Regions from separate parts of the Homo sapiens genome. Here region 2 is linked to region 1. A link is a loop called in an ENCODE intact Hi-C map of the cell type or tissue named here. Cell type or tissue: GM12878. All regions are shown on one strand. Each heading gives the region's core, and the rest is flanking DNA. Links, peaks and the distances in the headings are about the cores only.

Evidence for each region. A loop is a pair of places that touch in the nucleus more often than their neighbours do. Peaks named below come from ENCODE experiments on the same cell type or tissue, not always from the same donor. Only the 100,000 strongest peaks of a DNase experiment are listed, where the experiment ranks them.
Region 2: a loop joins it to region 1, with 3 times the contacts of the local background. A loop is called at or near these places in 31 of 110 quality-filtered maps.

What each region holds. Positions count from the first base shown.
Region 1 is chr2:68,587,631-68,600,199 of GRCh38, forward strand. No RefSeq gene overlaps it. Among named protein-coding and RNA genes, the nearest start is that of PROKR1, 50 kb to the right of the region's middle. In GM12878, for the core only: a CTCF peak has its summit at 7,748 (motif pointing left); a DNase peak (open chromatin) is centred at 7,711; H3K4me3 peaks cover 381 bases; H3K27ac peaks cover 306 bases.
Region 2 is chr2:68,480,703-68,493,271 of GRCh38, forward strand. APLF (aprataxin and PNKP like factor) reads left to right here. Exons shown (of 10, transcript NM_173545.3): 2 at 9,488-9,559. Among named protein-coding and RNA genes, the nearest start is that of APLF, 19 kb to the left of the region's middle. In GM12878, for the core only: no CTCF peak of the experiment used is centred there; no DNase peak of the experiment used is centred there.

The sequences.
Region 1 (12,569 bases), core at 2,930-10,929:
AGTCATTAGCACTTCACCTTAGAAGTGTTAACGAAATAGTGAGATCAAGCCTGTTGGAGTGACAGTGTCGAGTTAATGACATTCCCTGCATCTCTCAACACGACATTACACCAACAGGAGCCACCATTGGTTCATTTTATTCTTTTTAATTTAATTTAATTATTATTATTTTTTAAGACAGGGTCTGGCTCTGTCACCTAAGCCAGAGGGCAATGGTACAATCACCATTGACTGCAGTCTCAAATTCCTGGGCTCAAGCAATCCTCCCGCCTCAGCTTCCCAAGCAGCTGGGACTACAGGCATGCCCCACCATGTCCAGGTAATTAAAAAAAAATTTTTTTTTTTTTGTAGACATGGGGTTTCCCTGTGTTGCCTAGACTGGTCTCAAACTCCTGGGATTAAGGGATCCTGCCCCCTTGGCCTCCCAAAGTACTGGGATTACAGGCATGAGCCATCGCACCCCACCTACTTGGTTCATTTTAAAGAAGAACATTTGTGTTTCCCTTGGTGGAGACCCTGGGGAGCTGCCTCACTGGCTGATTCCTTCTCTGGGGACAGTGCCGGCGCACAGAAGAGAGCCTCCAGGGGCCACGGCCCAGGCACATGACCTTACCCTTCTGACCTCAGCAACTGGTTTGGGGTGACCCCTTACGCTAGCAGGGCCAGTCGGGTGCTTTTTCTAGGGTTTTTTTTTTTTTTTTTTTGAGTAGATAAGGACAGGGACAAGGAGCGCCTCGTATCAGAGGCGCTCTCTACCACAGCACTCTGGAGAGCAGGTCCCCAGGCCTCCATTGCTGAGGCCTCAGAGCTGTCTGGTTCTCTGGCTGGTCAACTCTTCCTTTCATCAAACGACCCCAGCAGCTCTTCATATTTTCCTTAAGCTAGTCAGTCCTGTCTGTTACATACAGCATAAGGAGAAACAAACCAACTTTTAGTTATTACACTAGAGTTTAAATTAAGATTAAGCTATGTAATGAACACTATGGTGTCAATTAAGCAAATTTTGGTCATTGCTTGTTATGATCTTTCTTTTCCTTTCTCCAAAAGTTAGTAAGTAAGGAGTCAGGCTGACAGAAATGTTGCAAAGTTAATGTTTGTCTTTTAAAAGTTTGACAACGCTGTAACATGAAATTCTGGCATTTTGCCAAGTAATGAGTCTTATTTTGTTACACAGGTGCTATGTAAATGCATCCTGACTAAAAAAAAATGTTCTTCACATTTTCGGGGGGAATAAAAAAATGTTCTTCAGATCTTTGGACCACAGAGTGCAAAGTGTTGCACCAACATATATTAGCTTATTATTAGAGAGTTAAGTATAGCTTTAAACTGCAGCAGCTGGGAATGGAGTTTTAGGTTTAACACACATTATAGGTAAAGAAATAACAACACCAAAGCTGGGAAGCAGAGCAAGGGCCACACAGGTCACACCGCCTGGCAGGCTGAGGAACGCCTTTGCCTTTCCTCAAGGTTGTCCTTGGCAGCTCCTACAGCATGAGAGGGACAGAAGAGGCAGAGCGGCCTGGGACCTTCCCAGGGACTGGAGGCAGGACGCACTGCCTACCCACCACTTCCTACACTGGCTCCATCAGGAGAAACAGGGCTGAAGACAAGGTTGGAGGTAACTTTGCAGAGGAGAAGCCACAGGCAGAACTCTCAGAACATGGGGTAGAAGCAGGCTGGGTGCAGCGGCTTACACCTGTAATTCCAGCATTTTGGGAGGCTGAGGCGGGTGGATCACTTGAGGTCAGGAGTTCAAGACCAGCCTGTTCACCAACATGGCGAAATCCCGTCTCTACTAAAAATACGAAAGTTAGCTGGGTGTGGTGGTGCCCGCTTTAATCCCAGCTATTTGGGAAGCTGAGACAGGAGGATCACTTGAACCCAAAAGATGGAAGTTGCCATGAGCAGAGAAGATTGTGCTGCTTCACTCCATCTTGAGCAACAGAGCAAGACCCCGATTCAAAAAAAAAAAAAAAAAAGGGGGCAGTAGAAGCAGAGAGGGGCAACCTTTGTCCTGGTCAGTGGGGTGGGGCTGTCAGCTGAACACTCAGGAGCCTCATATCTTTGTGTGACCTCTCACACTCTAACATCGTCTTCTAAGTCACTGAATGGCTCCCAATGCTGCAAAGGAAGGAAAGCAAACAATTGGTATTTGGGAGCTCTGGGCAATAGGGGACAGCTCAGCTCCAGCCTGTTTGAATTTGTTAACTCATTTTCAGCACAGGACATGATCTGTGCCTTTGTGATCTGTGACCATTAAACACCAATGCTACGAAGTTGTACTGGCCTATGTAACTCCTAGCATCCTCTCATTTGTTCAACAAATAAATACTTACTGAGCTCCCACTTAGTGCCAAGCTCTGCTCCAGGCACTGGGGTGACAGAAATCCAGGCCATCCAGGAACTTCCTTCTAGTGTATGAATTTGTTCCACATCACACTACTTGATTTGTTCAAACCAAGATCTAAAGTCATGTTTGTGGGAGGATGGTTGGTTGTCTTTCTGCTGCCTGGCAACTTTTGTTTTTCAACACTGCCATGTACACAAATGCATTAACTAATCTCTTGGGCAAGGATCCAAGATTCAGAATAGCAAAGTTGGGCTTTTATGGGGTAAACAGCCCAAAGACAGGCAGAAATGAAGTTCTCAAGCAGATGAGACAAGTGAGCATGGAAGACAAGGCTAGTGTTCTCTATACGCAGGGGCCAGCTCTTCTCATGTCTTCTTTCTTGACCTGTCGACAGCCTGATAATACCTGAAGCTGAACTTGGGAGTCAGCTCAGAGCTGTGTAGGCTACAAAAGACTCCGTTAGCTCCTCCTTACTTAAGATGTATTTCTCTTAAATAGCTAATTGCAAAGTGTCTGATACTCATTTTATTTTTTCTTTTCCATCGTCCTCAATTTTAAAACACGTTCAGGGAAAGATCACAATTCTTAAAGAATTCCACCTTCCCTCTCAGGAAGAGCAAATTGAGGACTGGAAGTCAGATGGGTTTGGGTAGCACTAGGCTGAGAGTTCCAGCCAGAATACAAGCTTGAAACTTTGGCCTCCAATAGATAAGGTGGTTTACATTATTTCTCCCATTTGCTTTAATTTCCAGAATCCAAAGTATTTCTTTCTTCTACAACAACAGTTTTAGTACTGTGAAAGGCAATGCAATTTACCATTAAATGCCAATGGAAATGCCATGTCATTACCCAGTATGGTGCAGTGCTTCATGACCTTCAGTTCTGATGATTAAACTTTGCAAGATAGGCAAATAAGTATGTCAACACATGCCGGCATCTTCCTATGCCTACAAACACTCTGCTGCTCTGTGGATTTACATTCCTGCCTCATTCCATTAAGGAACCAAGGCAGCTTACAGAAATACACAAGATGAAAAAGAAATAGATGGAGAATTGAACACAAAAGCAGAATAGAAAGCTTAAGCCAGGGATGAAGTTAATTCACAAGAATGTACAGAAAAGCATAGCTCATATACTGGTTTATAGAGGAGCAAATCCAGCTCTCAGTCTTCCCAAACAAGGGGGAAAGTCAGTTGTAAAATTCACAGGGTCCATAAATTTTAAAATAATAATATGCTTTATTTGGGGAAAGCATCGTTTTAATTGGTAAAGAGAAAATAAAATTAACTGTAGCCCATGCCTACAGCATACCAAGGAGACAGAGAATGCTGTGAACTTCAGTTTATATGTAACAGGCAATGAATACATGAGGCCACCAGACTCAGCTTCTGAGCCCAAGTCAGACCTGATACTCAATGGAGGTGACGTGGAAAAGAGAGTGCAGCCAGGTCCCACCGAGGGGCAGATCACAGATAACTTCCATCAGAGTTCGCCCAAAGAAGGAGCTGACTCCACCCTTGCCAAAAATGTTAACCTGAATCTAATTAAGCCTTTAAACCTAACTCCCAGGATACATGTAAAAATGGTAAAAAGTAGCAAGTTGAAGAGGCAAGGGGATTTACCCTCACTCTCCTAACAATGGCCTCCAACCCTCATATCTTACCATGAGGAAGGGAGTTTTATGTTGGAGGAGGCTGGAACTGGGGCAAGGCTGGATACTGCTGTACTGGAGGTTCCTGTCACCCATGTGAGATAAGCTTGGGTGACACATTGCTCACCTCAGTGTAGCTCTTTGGGTAACAGAGTCTCTTGAGTGTCCACCAACAGAGAGACTTTCTCTTAAGTGAGCCCCAGATTCCCAGTGCCCAGACTCCTGAGAGTGGGTTCTGTTCTGGCCTATAAAAGAAATTAGGAAATTGGAGATGGAAGAAAGGGAAGGAAGTAGGGGATTGTCCAGAGGTCAAGAGATGTCATTCTCCTCTAAAGTATCCTCAACAGATTTCAGTTGCCAACAGCAATCTTTCCCAAATGGAATTCTGATTCTATAGATATTTATAGGTGAGGCTTAAAAAGGGTACCATGATGAAATTAATTTTGAAATGCGGAATTAAATGGGTTTGTTGCTTTGAGACTTGACATAGCCTTGCATAAGCAAATGTGTCCTGTGAGTCTTTAAAACTGGGTTTATATATCTACTGTTTCTAAAACTTATATAACCATGAATTTTTTTCTGGGGCATTCTGAAAATTCTGAAATACTCATTCACTCATTCATTCAACACATACTTGTTGAGCAGCTGGAACTGCCACAGACATTGTTCTTGGCATAGAAGATGCAGAGATGAATGAGACAACGTTCTTTCCCAAATGGAGTTTATAGTATAATGAGATAACAGGAAATACACCAACAAAATAGAGACTACGATAGGTGTAATAAGTGCTATAGAAATAAAGCAGGGGAAAAGCATAGAGAATGGTGGGGTGGGAGCTTGCGATAGGTGTGAGGGGTGGTGGCTGTTTTAGATCCGTGGTCAGGAAAGGCCTCCCTGAGGAGTGATGTGTGAATACAGACCTGAGTGAACAAGGCAGTGGCCAGGAGAAGGTGTAGGAAGAGAGTATACCAAACGGAGCTGACAAGTACAAAGGCCACGGGCAGGAAGGAGCCTGGGGAGTTCCAGAAACAGCAGGAAAACTAGAGTGCTTATGGTAGAAGGATCAAGGTGGAGAGGAGGGGTGGGAGAGGGCTTCCTCTGGTAGAAGTAGGCAGGAGCCAGATTGTGTAGGGCTAGATCATGGGAATGTTCAGAGAAGAGGTGAGCATTTAGGGGATTTTGCAAATGACAGGCTGTGAGTTACAAAGGTCAAGAGTTTAGGGTTGTGAAGGAGTGAGAAACTGAGTCATATTTGTATACCTGTTGAACACACAGGTATAAGATAATAGATGAGGAATAAGTGAACTGGCATCTTGGATCCTGGTGGTGACTGAAGCAAACGGGTGACAGCATGTTGGGATAAGTTGTGATACAGGGTACTGAGCTCTCATTGCAGCTTCCAACCTGGATTTGTCCGTGGGCAGCCAAGGCTTGGGGCATCCTGAAGGCAGGGAAGAGGAAGTATTACCAAGGACATCTAGAGCTCTTCAGGGCTCCCTAACTTCTAGCTGACAGCCCTGTCTCAATAGGGAAGAAGTGGTCATGTTAGAAGTGTCACCGATGGTCTACTTTTCTTGAGGGAATGGGCTGTGTTCTCTTTTTCTCACATAATACCTAGCCCAGTGCTATATACATGTCTGATTATCTGTAAATATTTGTTCTACTAAACTAAATGTATATCTTGTGACTTTGAGAAAATGAATATTCTAGAAGAGAAAGTGAGTTACACTATAACCAACAAAATCCAAGCCCATGTCAGCTGAATAATAAATCCATACATGGGAAGCATAAACATTTCTATCATAACCATTAATAGCACTCAAATTATTAAAAAGCTTAAAAAGAACTCCAAGTGGAAATGATGAAGATTGTACATGCATGTTAATGAAATGTGTCATTACATATGCTGATATGTGTCTAAAGGAGAGATAGAAACTTAAAAATAAGACTTTCTTTGGTATTAAGTATACATTTGCATCTTTGTTTTCTGTTTTTAGTTATATCATTTTAATTTAATTCAATATAATTTAAAAATCATTTTTTCTTTATGACCATCGTTATCCTGAAAAAAATTAAAGGCTATTGAAAATGTAATTAATCATGACCTTTAGGTAGTTTCCTGAATTGATGAACTTTTCTATATTGCTCATTAACCCCGTGTCAGACAGTAAGCCCTGATGGTATTTCTGTACCATCATGGTCACTGGAAAATATGTATTGGAAGAAAGTAGTAAAGATATCATAATCATTTAATTTTCCTGCTGGAAGAAGCTTTAGAATTCATTGAGAAGCAGTGTTGACCGTAGACGAATGTTGACTATAATTTGAGTCAATGATGAATTCCTTCCTCTACTATAAACCCATGTGTAAACATGGATTTTTCATCAAAAAATTCATCAGTAGCTAGTCCTTAACTCAATCTTAAGGAAACTTTGATGTATAAAAATCATAGAATATTTAAATTTTATAACATGCTTTAAATTCTATTTTGGAAAAACCAGAGAAAACAGACAAGCAGAAAGAACAATATAAAAATCACTCATAACCACTCATAGCCACCACCACCTTCAGACCATTATTAGTAACTTCCTTTTTGAGTATCCTATTCCTGTTTCGCAACTGGTAAATTAAAGATTCAAGAGTTTATGTGAATTCACCAAAGTTACAGAGGAAAAATTAGTTGCAGTGGTTGTTCTAGAGGCAATGGCAGATGTTTGAGGCCTCTTCCTCATTCACTCTGTATCAATCCAAGTACTCCCTTCCTTCCCATCTACCAATCTTGGTTTCTACCCACACACCCCTATAATTTTTGAAGCCACTGCTAGTTGGTAGTGGCGGATTCAGGGGATAGAACCAGTTCTTCTGTCTGGACCAGTCACTCTCATGCCTAAACTTATAAGCAAAATGAATTGCCATTGGTATCTCATGTTTCGATCTTGCTTCAGGGCACTACTTTAGAATATGGACAGTTAATGCAAATTAATACAGTTATCAGCCCTACTGAAATCCATCGAATCTTAGTAAACTAAGGTCTTGTTTGCTAGATTTGCTATTTAAAAAAGAAAAAAGATACAGTAAGGGAATAAAATAGATGCCAACTTGGCATTATTCTTTCAGTGATAAATAAAATATTCTGACAGAGGAGTTCCTGATTAAAGATGCAAGGACCCTGTCATGCTAACTGCAGCTGATTTCCTGCCTTGAAATGTCTTCCTGCTTGTGTCACTGCCAGTGACTGACAGCTGGCTTAATAATTAAATTCAAGCAATGTTTGCTTTTCTTGACCTTTACTGGGAAACAAATTTTCAAGCTCTGGACATGAGTAGAGTGTTTTAATTTGGGGAGAATAATGTGTTTGCATCATTTCCAGCAACCTGTGTCTGTGATTACCTGTGTTATTTTACATTCCACTTCACAGCGGACTTCTAGAGGGTGGCTGGTAGTTGAAGTCACTCGGTAATTAATATCCAGCTTTGGCTCCCTGCACATGTTTCACCCAAAAGAGGGCATTTTTGTTTCTGGTAGACTTAATAAGGGCTCTGGCAGCCCACTGTTCTCAAGTGTATCCAAAGCCAATTTATTTTGAACATCTAGGTTTTTCATAGTCTGTTAAGGTCTTTAGTCATTCTTGCTTATAAGAACAAATCGTTTTCTCCAGTTGTAACCTTGATTTACTTGCCTTTCTTTACTTACATGCTTTTTGTTTTGTTTTCTTTTTGTTTTTGTATATGCTCTCCATCGCCCTCTACCGGGGCAGACAGGGTGGTGTAGCAGCAAAGAGCTCCCAGACCTGGGTGAGCTTCAGATTTTTATCTGGAAAATGGGGATAACACACCCATCTTGTAGAAGTGTTGAAAGGATGAGGAGAAAATATGTATGTAATGTGTCCATCAAGTGCTTAGCACATGGTGTGGTGGCACTAGATACATGTAACTGCAGCTGTTATTTTCTTTTTCTCTTTTTTTCCAAGTTATCAGCATTTATTTATTTTTATTTATCAACTTCTATTTTCAGTTCCAGGGTACATGTGCGGGATATGCAGGTTTGTTACATAGGTAAACGTGTGCCATGGTGGTTTGCTGCACAGATCAACCCATCACCTAGGTATTAAGCCCAGCACCCATTAGCTGTTCTTCCTGATGCTCTCCCTCTTGACAGGCCTCAGCCTGTGTCGTTCCCCACCCACCCCATGTGTCCATGTGTTCTCATCATTCAGCTCCTACTTATAAGTGAGAACATGTGGTGTTTGGTTTCTGTTCCTGCATTAGTTTGCTGAGGATAACAGCTTCCAGCTCCATCCATGTCCCTGCAAAGAACATGATCTCATTCTTTTTTATGGCTGCATAGTATTCCGTGGTGTATATATACCACATTTTCTTTATCCAGTCTATTATTGATGGGCATTTGGGTTGATTCCATGTCTTTGCTACTGTGAGTAATGCAGCTGTTATTTTCTTGTGTATCCAAAGTCCTCTTTGTGACCTTTCTTTCCCTTACTTTGTGGGCTCTGCAGGTTGCCCTCTTCTTTGAAATCCCAGCACCCTTTTCTCAAATCTTTCAAAGAGAATCAATTGCTTGGGAGAAAATTTCCCTTCCTTATCAGGATCAGTTTGGCTATTGCAGAACATGCTGGGGTTCTTTCTTTGTCTGGTTGGTACCTAGCTTGGATTTTCTCCAGTCCTCCCATGTTAGTGGAGGGTGTAGCCTTCAAGAATACAGCTGCCTATGGGAGGCAGCCTCATCTTTAAATGAAATTTCTGAGTCTAAGGACAAGTAAGGATGAGCCTATGTTTAGCCTATGTTTAGGGATGTCCAGATATGTTATGTACAGTGAGGGTGACTATAATTCAACACCACATTGGAACACTTCTGAAAATGAAAGAGAACACTAAAATCTTTTAAAATGCTTTTAAAATACTTATTTATTAAACAACAAATTTTTTTTTGTTGTATTAGCAGACCTGCAAAATAGTTTTATTCAAATCATTTTTCAAAAATGAAATCCTTTTAAAAATATAAATACATCTGTGTCTATAATTAGCCCAAATTTAAAATTTCATTATGTTTTTAAATTTAAAAAAATAATACAAGCAGAATATTTATTCTTCATACATATTCTTGTACTTGAATCAGTTTCTTAACCATATTTGTCTCTAATTCTGTGACAGTAGTATTTTACTAAAGAATGTATTTTTTAAAATATGATCTAATTTTTAATTTTTTCATAAAATTATCTGAAGTCTTGTTCACAGTTGTCATTTATGGTTAATGAATTTGAAATTGTTTATGCCTTCATTTGTTTCTTCTCTGCAGAACATAATATCGTTAATGGAGAAAATACTCTCAGTATAGATATTGAAGTACCCAGTAAGCTTAAAGAAAATTATTCTAAATGGAGGCTATTCCCAAATCTATTTTGTTTTATATTGAAATGAAACAATATGTCAACCCCAACATTTTCAGAGGTACTGTCTTTTACCTGTATTCAGAATATTTTTTCTTAAGAAATGTTTTTACATAACAGACACATCAAATATAAGTTGTCTGTATAAGCTTTTGGAGTCTTTTAGCAGAGTTTCAGATGTTATAAAAATCATAGCCCTATTCGGCTCAAAATAAAGGGATGGAGGAAGATCTACCAAGCGAATGGAAAACAAAAAAAGGCAGGGGTTGCAATCCTAGTCTCTAATAAAACAGACTTTAAACCAACAAAGATCAAAAGAGACAAAGAAGGCCATTACATAATGGTAAAGGGATCAATTCAACAAGAAGAGCTAACTATCCTAAATATATATGCACCCAATACAGGAGCACCCAGATTCATAAAGCAAGTCCTTAGAGACCTACAAAGAGACTTAGACTCCCACACAATAATAATGGGAGACTTTAACATCCCACTGTCAACATTAGACAGATCAACGAGACAGAAAGTTAACAAGGATATCTAGGAATTAAACTCAGCTCTGCACCAAGCGGACCTAATAGACATCTACAGAACTCTCCACCCCAAATCAACAGAACATACATTCTTCTCAAGACCACACCTCACTTATTCCAAAATTGACCACATAGTTGGAAGTAAAGCACTCCTCAGCAAATGTAAAAGAACAGAAATTGTAAAAAACTGTCTCTCTGACCACAGTGCAATCAAACTAGAACTCAGGATTAAAAAACTCACTCAAAACCGCTCAACTACATGGAAACTGAACAACCTGCTCCTGAATGACTACTGGGTACATAATGAAATGAAGGCAGAAATAAAGATGTTCTTTGAAACCAACGAGAACAAAGACACAACATGCCAGAATCTCTGGGACACATTTAAAGCAGTGCTTAGAGGGAAATTTATAGCACTAAATGTCCACAAGAGGAAGCAGGAAAGATCTAAAATTGACACCCTAACATCACAATTAAAAGAACTAGAGAAGCAAGAGCAAACACATTCAAAAGCTAGCAGAAGGCAAGAAATAACTAAGATCAGAGAAGAACTGAAGGAGATAGAGACACAAAAAAACCCTTCAAAAAATCAGTGAATCCAGGAGCTGGTTTTTTGAAAAGATCAACAAAATTGATAGACCACTAGCAAGACTAATAAAGAAGAAAAGAGAGAAGAATCAAATAGACACAATAAAAAATGATAAAGGGGATATCACCACTGATCCCACAGAAATACAAACTACCATGAGAGAATACTATAAACACCTCTACGCAAATAAACTAGAAAATCTAGAAGAAATGGATAAGTTCCTCGACACATACACCCTCCCAAGACTAAACCAGGAAGAAGTTGAATCCTGAATAGACCAATAATAGGCTCTGAAATTGAGGCAATAATTAATAGCTTACCAACCAAAAAAGTCCAGGACCAGATGGATTCACAGCCAAATTCTACCAGAGGTATAAGGTGGAGCTGGTACCATTCCTTCTGAAACTATTCCAATCAACAGAAAAAGAGGGAATCCTCCCTAACTCATTTTATGAGGCCAGCATCATCCTGATACCAAAGCCTGGCAGAGACACAACAAAAAAGAGAATTTTAGACCAATATCCCTGATGAATATCGATGGAAAAATTCTCAATAAAATACTGGCAAATCGAATCCAGTAGCACATCCAAAAGCTTATCCACCATGATCAAGTGGGCTTCAGCCCTGGGATGCAAGGCTGGTTCAACATACACAAATCAATAAACGTAATCCAGCATATAAACAGAACCAGAGACAAAAACCACATGATTATCTCAATAGATGCAGAAAAGATGTTGAATTTTGACAAAATTCAACAGCCCTTCATGCTAAAAACTCTCAATAAAATAGGTATTGATGGGATGTATCTAAAAATAATAAGAGCTATTTATAACAAACCCACAGCCAATATCATACTGAATGGGCAAAAACTGGAAGCATTCCCTTTGAAAACTGACACAAGACAGGGATGCCCTCTCTCACCACTCCTATTCAACATAGTGTTGGAAGTTCTGGCCAGGGCAATCAGGCAGGAGAAAGAAATAAAGGGTATTCAATTAGGAAAAGAGGAAGTCAAATTTTCCCTGTTTGCAGATGACATGATTCTATATCTAGAAAACCCCATTGTCTCAACCCAAAATCTCCTTAAGCTGATAAGCAACTTCAGCAAAGTCTCAGGATACAAGATCAATGTGCAAGAATCACAAGCATTTTTATATACAAATAACAGAAAAACAGAGAGCCAAATAATGAGTGAACTCCCATTCACAATTGCTTCAAAGAGAATAAAATACCTAGGAATCCAACTTACAAGGGATGTGAAGGACCTCTTCAAGGAGAACTACAAACCACTGCACAACAAAATAAAAGGACACAAACAAATGGAAGAACATTCCATGCTCATGGATAGGAAGAATCAATATCGTGAAAATGGCCATACTGCCCAAGGTAATTTGTAGATTCAATGCCATCCCCATCAAGCTACCAATGACTTTCTTCACAGAATTGGAAAAAACAACTTTAAAGTTCATATGGAACCAACAAAGAGCCTGCATTGCCAAGTCAATCCTAAGCCAAAAGAACAAAGCTGGAGGCATCACACTACCTGACTTCAAACTATACTACAAGGCTACAGTAACCAAAACAGCATGGTACTCTTACCAAAACATAGATATAGACCAATGGAACAGAACAGAGCCCTCAGAAATAATACCACACATCTACAACTATCTGATCTTTGACAAATCTGACAAAAACAAGAAATGGGAAAAGGATTCCCTGTTTAACAAATGGTGCTGGGAAAAACTGGATCCCTTCCTTACACCTTATACAAAAATAAATTCAAGATGGATTAAAGACTTAAATGATAGACCTAAAACCATAAAAACCCTAGAAGAAAACCTAGGCAATACCTTTCAGGACATAGGCATGGGCAAGAACTTCATGTCTAAAACACCAAAAGCAATGGCAATGAAAGCCAAAATTGACAAATAGGATCTAATTAAACTAAAGGGCTTCTGCACAGCAAAAGAAACAACCATCAGAGTGAACAGGAAACCTACAGAATGGGGGAAAATTTTTGCAATCTACTCATCTGACAAAGG
Region 2 (12,569 bases), core at 2,059-10,058, 110 kb before region 1:
AGAAAAGGTTTCATCTTTTCCCCTTTCTGTATGATGTTAGCTGTGGGTTTGTCACATATGCCCTTTATTGTGTTGAGGTATGTTTCTTCTATACCTGATTTGTTGAGTGTTTATCATGAAGGGATGCTGAATTATATCAAATATTTTTTCTGAATCTCTTGAGATCATATGGTTTTTGTCCTTAATTCTGTTGATGTGATATATCACATTTATTGATTTGTGTATGTTTGAACCATTGTTGCATCACTGGGATAAATTTCACTTGATCATGGTGTATAATCTTTTTAATGTGTTCTTGGATTCAGTTTGCTAGTATTTTTTTGAGGATTTTTGAATCTATATGTTCATCAGGGATGTTGACTTGTAATTTTCTTTTTGTTTGTGTGTCCTTGTCTGGTTTTGGTTTCAGGGTAATACTGGCTTCATGTAATGAACTTGTAATAGTTCCTTTCCCTTTAATTTTTTGGAATAGGTTGAGAAGAATTGGTATTAGTCTTTTTTAAAAGTTTGGTAGAATTCAGCAGTGAAGCCTTGTAGTAATTCCTTTAAGTATTTCTTGTAGGGCTTGTTGAGTGGTGACGGAATTCCCTTAGTTTTTGCTTGTTTGGGAAAACTTCATTTCTAAAGGATAGCTTTACTGGGTATCATCTGGGCTGGCAGTTTTGTTTTGTTTTGTTTTGTTTTTGTTTGTTTGTTTGTTTTTTCCTTTCAGCACTAAACATATCATGCCATTTTCTCAGCCTGTAAGGTTTCTGCTGAGAAATCTGCTGTTAGTCTAATGGGCATTCCCTTTTATGTGACTTGATGATTTTTTCTTGTTGTTTGTAGAATTTTCTCATTGTCTTTGACTTTTGAAAATTTGACTATAAGTGCCTTGGAGAGGAACTTTTTGGGCTGAATTTATTTGAGAACTTTTGCGCTTCCTGCATCTGGATATCCTTCTGTCTCTCAAGGCTTGGGAGGTTTTCAGCTATTATTTCATTAAATAGGTTTTCTATGCCTTTTCCATATTTTCTTTTCCTGGAATTCTCATAATGTGAATATTTGTTCGCTTAATGTTGTCCCATAAATTCAATCGGTTTTCTTCATTCTAGTATATACTTTTTTCTTTTCTTTGGGTTATTTCAGAAGACTTGTCTTTAAGTTCGGAAATTCTTCTGCTTGATATAGTCTGGTGAAGGCTTGATTTTATTTTTTATTTTATTCTCTGAATTCCTCAGCTGTAAGATTTCTGTTTGGTTATTTTTTATGATGTTTCTCTCTGTTGAATTTCTCATTTAGATAATGAATTATTTTTCTGATTTTGGTAAATTGGGTTATCTGCATTCTCTTCTATCCTGTTGACTTTCTTAAAGTTATTTTGAATTCTTTTTCTGGCATTTTATAAATTTCTTTTTTTTTTTGTGGAGTCTGCTATTGGAGAATTAATGTGTTCCTTTGGGGTTGTTATGTTTTTTTCATGTTTCTTATGTCCCTATATTGATATCTGCTCATCTGGTGGAATAGTTGCCTCTTCTAATTTTATGCAGTAGCTTTCACAGGGAAAGACCTATTCCTTTAGATGGGTCTTATGGTGTCTGACAGGTAGAGTACATTGGCTTAGGTTCTGAGTGAGCACAGTTGTATGGTCTCTGTGCAGTTTCCTCAGCTGTAACCCATATTAGTGATGTTTGCAAGTGCCTCAGTGGCCTAGGCTGTGGAAGTGTGTGGTGGTAGTGGTGGTGTGACTTTGCCAGAGATGGGCTCGCCAGGCTGGTTGTTGAGCCAGGGGTATGCATGTACACATAGTGAGTCAGCTGGCTTGGAGACAGGGTCACTGAGGGCAGGGCTGCTAGGCTACTTCTCAGGCTGAGGGTGCTGGTGTGCAGAGACCTCAGGGACTGGCTCTCTGGGCTGTTTATCAGACTTAGGGTGCAGACATGTTGTGGTTTGGCTGCTTAGGGTCTGGCTTACTGAGGAAAGAGCCACCAGGCTGTTTATCCAGCTAGGAGTGCAGGTGTGGGACAGTTTGGCTGGCTTGTGGAGTATGTCCGCCTAGGGTGGTTCCACCAGACTGTTTCCTCATTTGGGGGTATGGACACACAATGATTAGGCCAGTTTGGTGGCATGCCCACTGGGGGTGGTCTGCTGTTTCTCTGGCTGGGGTGTGAGCTCACAATGGTTTGGCTAGCTTGGGGAAGTGCGTACCAGGGGTGGGCTGCTATGCTGTTTCTGCAGCTGGAGGTGTAGGCATGTGGTGTTTTGGCCAGCCTGGGGTTGACTTCCCCACTATGCAGTACCAGAGTCATGACTGTCCCTGGGCCCAGGCTCTCAGTAACTGGAGTCATTGCATTACAGTCCTTCATGTGGTCTTTATGGAATGATGGTAGAGCCTCAAAGCTAGAGAGACACAGTGGCTATTGGCCCCCAGAGCAGGACGCCCTCCAGCAGTGGCTCTGGTTTCAAGAAGATGCTATGCTGTAGCAGCTTAGGTCATGCAAGGGTGGGGAGCGCATAACACGAGCTCCTACTGTGGAGTAATGTAGCTTTGTAAATTCCAGGTAGCTCTCCAAACAGCTCAAGGCTTGTAAGGACTGTGGGATTCTCCTGTAGTAAGGACTGCAAGTTTCTGTGGCTGGGGCCCTGTGCTTACCATTACCCCATAAGAAGTCCCTCCTGGCTCCCAGCCAGTCTCACTGGGGAGATGGGACAGCAGAGGCAGGGTGCCTTGCACCTCTTTTCATCCTGCTTTTGTGCTCCACAGGGATCTTGCCACTCTCTTGCTGCACTTCAGTGCTTTCCCTCAGACAATCCAGTTGAATTGTAGTTGTTGATTCTGTGTTTGGGTCCCTTTTTGGGGGGCAAAGGCACGCATTGGGCACCTCTAGTCAGCCATCTTTCTGATTTTATTCATACAAGATAATTTTTATAAAATTAAAGTATAAAGTATTATATAATTATCTTAACCTTTCCTGTGTAATATAGTTTATACTGAAAAACAAATAATTTGTACTATAATATACATCCTGTGTACTATATTTGTACTATAATATCCTGTGTAATACAGTTTATACTAAAAAACAATTTGTAATATAGTTTATACTGAAAAATGAACTATTTTCTGTTCTTATATGTACAGGAACCAAGTTACATGAGAACATTGAATTAATGCGATATATTATACCTGTCTATGATGTTCAGAAACTTCTCTAGAAAAGCATTTTACAAAAAATTAACTTGTGTTGTCTATATTATATGTAGACAAAAAATGAAATGAAAGGTACCACCCTATTCTATTTCAAGATCCAGTAGCTTTTCTGCTTTTACTTTATTCAGGGTTGTTTCTTTCGTTTTTAGAATTTTGAGAATTGCAGTCAAACAAACAGATCACAGACTTTGATACAAAATATCTAAGTATTTCTGCTCATCACATAAGAAAATCTCCATTTTGTTTGACTTCAATAAATACCAAAAATAAGTATTTGGTAACAGATCATAAAGAGTTCTTTTATGTTTTCATGTGTTTATCTTTTCTTCTGGTATAATCTTCATATCTTAAAACTAGAGAAGGGACCTGTATGTATATTATAGTAGATGAAGTATTCTAGTAATATTTAAAACCAGAAAGTCAAATATAAGGGATCCACATGGTATCACTACAAAAGTGGTATAAGAATAGAGAGACCTGTTCACATTCAAGAAACAATATTAAGAATGCAGTTTAGGGCTGGGCACGGTGGCTCACACCTGTAAGCCCAGCACTTTGGGAGGCAGAGGTGGGTGGATCATTCAAGGTCAGGAATTCGAGACCAGCCTGACCAACATGTTGAAACCCTGTCTCTACTACATGTAAAAAAAAAATTAGCCGGACATGGTGGCGCATGCCTGTAATCCCAGCTACCCGGGAGGCTGAGGCAGGAGAATAGCTTGAACCTGGGAGGCAGAGTTTACAGTGAGCCTAGATTGTGCCATTGCACTGCAGCCTGGGCAGCAGAGCGAAGCTTAGTCTGAAAAAAAAAAAAAAAAAGTTTAAGGCCAGGCACAGTGACTCATGCCTGTAATCCCAGCACCTTGGGAGGCCCAGGTGGGCAGATCACTTGGAGCCAGGAGTTTGAGACCAGCCTGGCCAAAATGGCAAAATCCCATCTCTAAAAAAAAAAATAAATACAACAATTGTTAGAGGAATGTATATTAATCACAGTTGCTTTTGACTACAAGTAACAGAAATTTGACAAACAGCAATTTAATCAAATAAGGTATTGATTTTTCTTCTGTAATATGCCTGTGTGTGTGTGTGTGTGCGCACATTTTTTTCTTTCTCCTGAACACAGTTGAAAGTACATACATGCATTATGGCAGTTCACTAAATATGTCAACATGTGTCACCTAAGAACAAGGACATTTCTATATAGCTATATTCTGTTATTATATTCTAGAAATGTGTAACTGTGCCATAAATTTTAATATCCCATACTCGGTTTTGTACATCGTTTTCAATAATGCACTTTTTGCATTTTTTTAAAAAAAATCAGGATCCAGTTAAATTTTTTTTAATTTAATCTAGAACGGTTTTCTTGCCTTTTGTCTTTAATGACATCAGTGCTTCTGTGAGTCCAGGCCAGTTATTCCTAGAGTGTCCCACAATTTTTGTTTTTCCGATTGTTTGCACATAATTTGATTCACATTAAACATTTTTGTTGAAAATATTAAGTAGGTGATGTTTATTCAGAGTACCACATTAGGAAGCACATCTATCAGTTTGTCCTCCTGTGGTGATGTGGTAAGTGTAATCACCTTGGTAAGGTGGTATCTGCCAGATTTCGCAGTTAATCTACCATTTCCTTTGTCAGTAATCTGTGGAGTGATACTGAGACTTCATGAATATTTATTCCCAACAGACCTTTTTCTTGTTGGGAAATAAACATCCTTTTATCCGTTCCTAACTTAATTTTTACATTGATAGTTAGAAAATAGTGATTTTTCTGGTTCTACCATTTTTTCTGCTTTAGCTGGCATTCTTTTATAAAGAAATGCATCTCTCCCAGCCTTACCCTCTGATAATACTGGAATACAGCACACTGAATCACAAAATAATCCATGATTCATATGGAATCTTTTTTATTATCTCTTTTTTTTTTTTTTTTTTGAGACAGGGTCTCACCCTGTCGCCCAGACTGGAGTGCAGTGGCGCGATCATGGCTCACTGCAACCTTGACCTCCTGGGCTCAAGCAATCTTCCTACCTCAGCCTCCCAAGTATTAATATTTGGGACTATAGGCACATGCCACCCTGTCCAACTAATTTTTTACTTTACGTAGATTTGTATGGAATCATGGATTATTTTGGGATTCAATTTGCTGTATTCCAGTATTATCACTATTTTGATGCTCGAATTGTTCTAAATTTGGTCAATCAGAGTTTTTTTGCACTGGTTTCTCTGTCCTTCTGACATGCACCCATCAATTTTTGAGCATTTCTTTGTCCTCTGGCACAAGAAGATATCCTAGGTCCACATTATACTTTTTGTGCTTCAGACCTGGAATGTGACATTTCTCAAAAGAGCTCTGGTTTCTTTCAGTGGGGAATGGTATTTTGAAGCCAAAATCTATACTATTGGATTTATTTTTTTCTTCCAAGTGTCCTCCTTCTCCCTGAGAAGTGGTGCCTTTTCTGAGCTTGCTATACCTGGTTCCACATATTTTTATGCCTCTCTTTTGGATTCTCTATTAGCTTGGCCTCTGCAATGTTGGATCTGAAATGTGTTTTTAGTATTTCCCAGTAAAAGTGTGACTTAATTTTTTTTGGGAGTGATACCTATGCTTCAGCACCCCTAGATTCCCACTCCCTCTCTCCTCTGTTTCTGTCATTTGCCACCTGATTTTCTCTGCTCCAGCATAGGTTCTGGGGCTTGATCTTCTGAAACTGGCATTTCTCATCTCTCTTACATGTAAGTTAAAGTTTTTAGTAATCTCCATCTCCTAGTTTTACATTACATATGGGATGGGATATGGGTAGTTTTATTTGCTCTATTTGTTGATTTCTTTGAAGAATGTGTGTTGTGATTAGAATTTAGGTGACTATAATTATTCTATAAAAATTGGAATTCTTCAATTTAACTTTTTATGGCTTTCTAAGATGTGAAATATCTGACTTTCAGTTGAAGTTTTAATTTAAACTTGGTGACTCTTGGTAATCAGTAAGTAAACTTGGGCAAGCCTTCAGTATATTTTGAAGTAATTTATGCCATTTGTCCTACCCTAAATGGCCTCTAACCAGTGTATTCTTTTTGAGTCCCTGGGTTTCTTTGCTTTTTAGTAGCCTTTCTCTTTCCACTTGCAGACCAACATCAGTCATTTTCTTCTGTTGTCAGTGTGCTGTCTACTAAATCCTATCCACTTTATGAATAGAGAATTAAGAATTTGGATGACATATCTTGTTAGACTTAGGTATGCCATTAGATAAGCAGGACCAAATGAAAGCCTGAGGGCCTCTTGGAGCTTTATTTAGGATCTGAATCTCCTCTGAATGTCTATTTGGTTATTAAATAGCCATTTCTGCCTTATTTCCAGTTCTTTACTGTGTTCTAGTTTGACAGTTAAACTGGGTAAATCATCTTAAAAACAGGTTTTGCTTTAGGTTTCATGTAATGATATTGAGGGATGCAATACAACGTTAAGAGCATGAATGGTTCTGGAATCTGATTCCTTAGGTTCAGATCCTGGCCCTACTACTTATTGGTTGTGTAACTGAGTAGTTGCTTAAACTCTCTGTACTTCCATTTTCTCACCTATGAAGTGAAGTATAATAATAGTATCTTCACAGATTTTGTGAAGACTGAAAAAGATGATACATGACAAGTCTAGAATGGTGCTTTGGTGTTGATAATTGATTGTTATTACAGTTGATGTATTAATAAATAATAAAAATGTGTTGGATATTCACTCTGTATAAGGAGCAGTGATAGGCTGTTAAATAAAGCAGATCATCAGATCTTTAGGATAATCTGTTTGTCACTTGCTCCCCACCCCTCTCCGTATATCAATCGTGACATTAAAATGTTTTAATGATAATTTATTAAACCTTTATGCTTCCCATTGAGAAAGTGCAAATGGTTATTTTATTGTGTATTCACTATTTAGGGTTTTACTTTAAAAGGAACACTATAAATGTCTGAGTGATGTTAATTTCAAAGATTGTTTATAGCATTCTTTTTGTATTCTATAAAGACACATAGCTTGTAATGAAATTACACTGTTGTGGAGTTATGTGTCCACTAGAGGTCACATTATACTTTTATATTACTTAAAATGTCTTTTATCTTCGTAGTGTCAGTGAAGCTTACTTCAAAGAAAGACAGAGATAGGAAAAGTTCATGTATTGCTTCCTGAAAAAATACAGTTTAAAAAAGGAAAGAAAGAAATTTAAGATGGACTGTTAAAGGAACCAGCTTTATATGCCATAGTTTTATATTTGATAGCTTATTACTCTGTTGGTTAGAAAATTGGTTCGTAGTATGGAAGTAACAATGAGATTTTGGTACCCAAGTCAGAAATAGGAACTGCTTACTCTCAGCCGCATTTTTTGAAATTACTTTTGAATGATTACATGTAGGTACAGTCATGTATAAATGTGTTCTACATTTATTATCTTTTTTTTTTTTTTTTTTTGAGGCAGGGTCTCACCGTGTCCCCCAGGCTGGCATGCAGTGGCACGATCATGGCTCATTGCAACCTTGACCTCCTGGGTTCAAGCAATCTTCATACCTCAGCCTCCCAAGTATTAATATTTGGGACTATAGGCACATGCCCTCTGTCCAGCTAATTTTTTACTTTATGTAGAGATGGGGGTCTCACTGTGTTGCCCAGGCTAGTCTTGAATTCCTGGGCTCAAGGAGTCTTCCCACTTCAGCCTCCCAAAGTGCTGGGATTGCAGCCACCACACCCTGCCTATTACCTATTTTTATTAAAAGGAGTGTGGATTTGGAGTGCTGCCTACTTGGAGAGTGACCTACCCAAGTTACCTAAATTCTCTGGACTTTCAATTTCTATGTAAAGTGTTAATAATAGCTATGGCAATGTTATGTTGAATCACAACATTTAAGTGAAAGTTCTGTGCAAATGATGCAATGAGTCATCAGATAACTGCTGTTGTTTTTAGCCTACTAAGGTACAATCTGATATACCTAATGCTAAATGACGAGTTATTGGGTACAGCACACCAGCATGGCACATGTATACATATGTAACTAACCTGCACATTGTGCACATGTACCCTAAAACTTAAAGTATAATAATAAAAAAAAAGGTACAATCTGGGAAAAAGAAAGGAATCTTTAAATTTTTAGCCTCTTTTTTTCTGAAACAATAGATTATTAGTTTGTACTTACTTCTTGGATAGCCATTGTGGCTAACAATAGATTGTGAAAAATTCATTCATGTGATACTCATTCCGATGCTTGATATTACTGTCTATATGTTACAGCCTTAAGTGTGGAACAGCTATCTGGTTAAAAAAATGAGTACTGACTCCTGGCAGTTTCACATTTTTTGTGGAACTAATAGGTTTAATTGAGTTTATGTGTTGGTATGGTCTATTTTTTACTGATAATTTTGGTCCTTATGCGGATAATGCCAACATTCAAGTGCTGAATATCAAGGTTACCAAGAGATGGGTCAGGTAGTTATGGTGTTATTGAAGTTGGTGCTTAACATGTTTTCATTATCTATCAATCAACCACAAATAAAAAAGGCAATCTTAACTATTGTATTTACAGTGAAAAGGGAAAGCTTTGATTGGCACTGTCAGCATTTAACATGCAAACAATTTTTGAACTTTGGTATGTGGAAATGATTGTGAGCCTAAGTAGAACACTGTTGGCTCAAAACAGGAAGCAAATAGATATTTTTAAAAAATGCTAATTTATTTCTTACTGAAAATGTTTGGTTTTCACTATTCCCCTTCTTGCCTTCCTGAACTCTTAACTGCTGCTGATGGCCCCAGAGTTTGCATGCAGTTCTGCCTGATCTGGGTCTCTTTGACCCCAAAGCCTATAGTCAGACCCTTTTACACTTACCAGATCCTCGAGCATGGGATCTCTTCCTTTTAAAACCTTTATCATCATGACATACTATATGTTTCTTGTATTTGAAATGTTTTCTGGTAAGTACATATTATATACAGACTTTTCGTATTTTATGAATTTTCTTGGTAAGAATCCCCAGTAGATGTCTGTCATGAATGGAAACTATCATGCAAGGTTTTGGGATCCGTTAGATTCTAGGCTTGAGGCTCTGTTGTTGACTCTTCCATGACTTTGGGCAGGTTTTTTTAATCTCATTATTTGTTAAATGAGGACAATCATTTCAATATACAGTTGTTGAATGAATGATATATTTCATATCTAGTCTACTGATTTCAGAAACATCGCCAAGGGTTTCGTTTGCCTTTTTGTTTTGTTGCTTTTTAAGGAGGTGGCTATTCTTAATCTTTTAATTTTTTTACTGTATAGATAACAGACAAGAGAGTATCCAGAAGACATGCCATTCTTGAGGTGGCAGGTGGTCAGCTGCGAATCAAACCGGTAAATATGTTATTAATGATTCATTTTAACTTTCATCTCTTACCCTTTCAGTTCCCAAGCAGAGGTGCCTATTTTCTAAGGTTATGGGAATAGGGAATTAATGTCAGAATATACCCTTCTCATTGCCAGAAAATAATTAGGAGATAAAGATCTAAACTGTGAGGAAAACTACATATTTTCTCATAGGACAATGCCACATTTACCTAATTAGAATTTCAATGAAAGATGACTGCCAGTTCATGTATATATTATGATTTGGTTTAAAATTGAATACTCCAAATAATAAGAAAGCCCATAACTATTAATGGTTGGTTTTTTGAGCTGGGGTAGTGACCAAAGTAACTTAAATGTTATAGGGTTATATTTTAACATATTCTCTATCACTCTGTATAGAGTTGAATATTTCTAAAACTTAGACTTTGTTCAACTTCGAGGTTTGAAAAATGATTTTAATTTGAAAGTTTTTGTTGAGGGCTCGAATTTTAATTGCTTGCTTTATAGTTTACTGCTGCGAAATCACTGATGATATGCAGGGACAGCCAGTTTCCAAGAATATACAATGTGATTATTCCTTTTCATTTGCAGAGTCTATTGTGTAAGAGAATGAAATACGTACATAAGGGTCCATTTATTTTAGACTAGATCGTATGGTGGTAAAATTTCATGGAATTCATTAATTTATAACTTTTTAAAACCAATTTGTATTTTCATATTTTATATACCACTGCCTGTTAAATCATTAGTTCTTTCTTTTACACAGATAGTACTTGCTTTTATTATCCTATGTTTAACTGTTTGCAAATTTGGAAAGCATCTTTTTAATTTTAGTACTTGGAAATTTTTTGAATAAAAAATTATTCAATGTATTCACCTTATCTCAACCTTGAATAAATAATCTTTAAAAGAGTTTATGTCTCATCTTCATTCTGCATTATCTTATTGTCTTGAAAAAGTGTTAATATCTGGAGTCAACACTTCTTTAGGAGCCACTGTATTTACCATTAGATATTCATCTCTGTATCCTCTCCAGCTATCTTATTCTTCTGAGATGACATACTGGATCATAAGGCCCTTGAGTGTAGGAACTCTGACTAATCTTTGTATCCCTAGTGTTTAGCATAGTGCCTAAGACATAGTAGGTATTTAATTAATATTTGTTGAATGCATGAGTAAACGCTGTGGTGAGAACTATCTATGGCATATCTAGGAGTGGGAACATGGTAGATTTTTACAAAAGTATGTTATTCTCTAGTGCCCAATTTCTAATACCCTGCCAATGAACTACCATGGCCTAAAATAAGTTTTTTTGTTGTTACTAAAGCACATTAAAGGAAAGAATAGAGGGATCTTGAAATATAGAAATGATTATTTTTTATTTATATAGATTTAGGGAGTGCAGTGCAGTTTTGTTACATGATTATATTGTGAAATGGTGAAATCTGAGCTTTTAGTGTAACCGTCACCTGAATAGTGTACATTGTACCCATTAGGTAATTTCTCAACCCTGTCCCACCTCTCACACTACCACCCTTCTGAGTCTCCAGTGTCTGCTCTGCCACTGTGTCCATGTCAGCACATTTATTTTGTGAACAAATTAACCAGTGGAATTGTGGACAACTCAATAGATATCAGATTTTCTCTTTACACTCTTTGTTTACTCAATGATAAGAAGAAACCCTTCTTATAACAAAATTGACATGGCATTAAATTTTTTTATATCAAAAATAGGTGATTAGAAAACCGTCATATTTACTAATGCATGAATATTTTAAACATTTACATTTTTTCTCAGTGTTAATCAAGGACATTTATATTTTAAAATGTTTTATAAATTGGCTTTAATAAAGGTGCTTAGTTGGAGTTGTGTCTATACTTGGCTGAAAATTATTCAGATATATTTTGTACTTTTGTGGCTATTCAAAAGAGTACTAATAAGGCTGGGCGCGGTGGCTCACGTCTGTAATCCCAGCACTTTGGGAGGCCGGGGTGGGTGGATCACGAGGTCAGGAGATCGAGACCATCCTGGCTAACACGGTGAAACGCCGTCTCTACTAAAAATACAAAAAATTAGCCGGGCACGGTGGTGGGCGCCTGTAGTCCCAGCTACTCTGGAGGCTGAGGCAGGAGAATGGCGTGAACCCGGGAGGCGGAGCTTGCAGTGAGCCGAGATTGTGCCACTGCACTCCAGCCTGGGCGACAGAACGAGACTCCGCCTCAAAAAACAAACAAAAAAAGAGTACTAATAATGTAAAATAAATATGCCCAAATTAAAGGTGATTTTATTAGTTGAAAATCTTACCTTGAGTTAAATTTTATCCAGTATGTACTGAGCCAAATTTCTATGTGAGATTTTAGCAGTGTTCAGTTATAAAAAGGCTCCTTTTTAAAATACTCTTCACTTTTACTGGGTCTTTAATTAGATGGTACGCAGATCATAAAACCACTATGTATGACATTAACAGGTGTCTTTTGAGCACAAAACTGTAGTAGAAATAATACTAGAAGCTAGAGCAAAAATTCCTCATGACCACTAGATATAAAACTAAAATTTGGAATGATTTATTTAAGTTATACCTCTGTTTATGATCTTTTAAATATTATTTAGTGTAATTTTGTAAACTTTCCCATAAATGTGATGTTTAGACATGGGAGAAAGGTAGCTCTTTTTTATCCTTTTTCGAGTACCTTTTTTTGACAACTTAGAATGTCATAGCCTTCTGGAGAACGTCTGATCTTAAATACTCAGCAAATTCTAGAATGGGAATGAGAGCCCAGGTTCTTTGAACTCTGTAGTATTTTTTTGTTGTTGTTATGTTTCTGAAGTCAGGATTCTCTTGGCATTGGGTGTCTTTTCTTTAAAAAAATTTCTTCAAGTTACAACTAATTGATGATCTGTCTTAACAAGAAGTTTTAGTGCCTTCAGTTGAATAATATTTTAGAACTGAAAGCAACCTTAGATTTGGACTTATGTATGTGGAAATTTGACTGGGCCAGGGCTAGCATTGCGTAT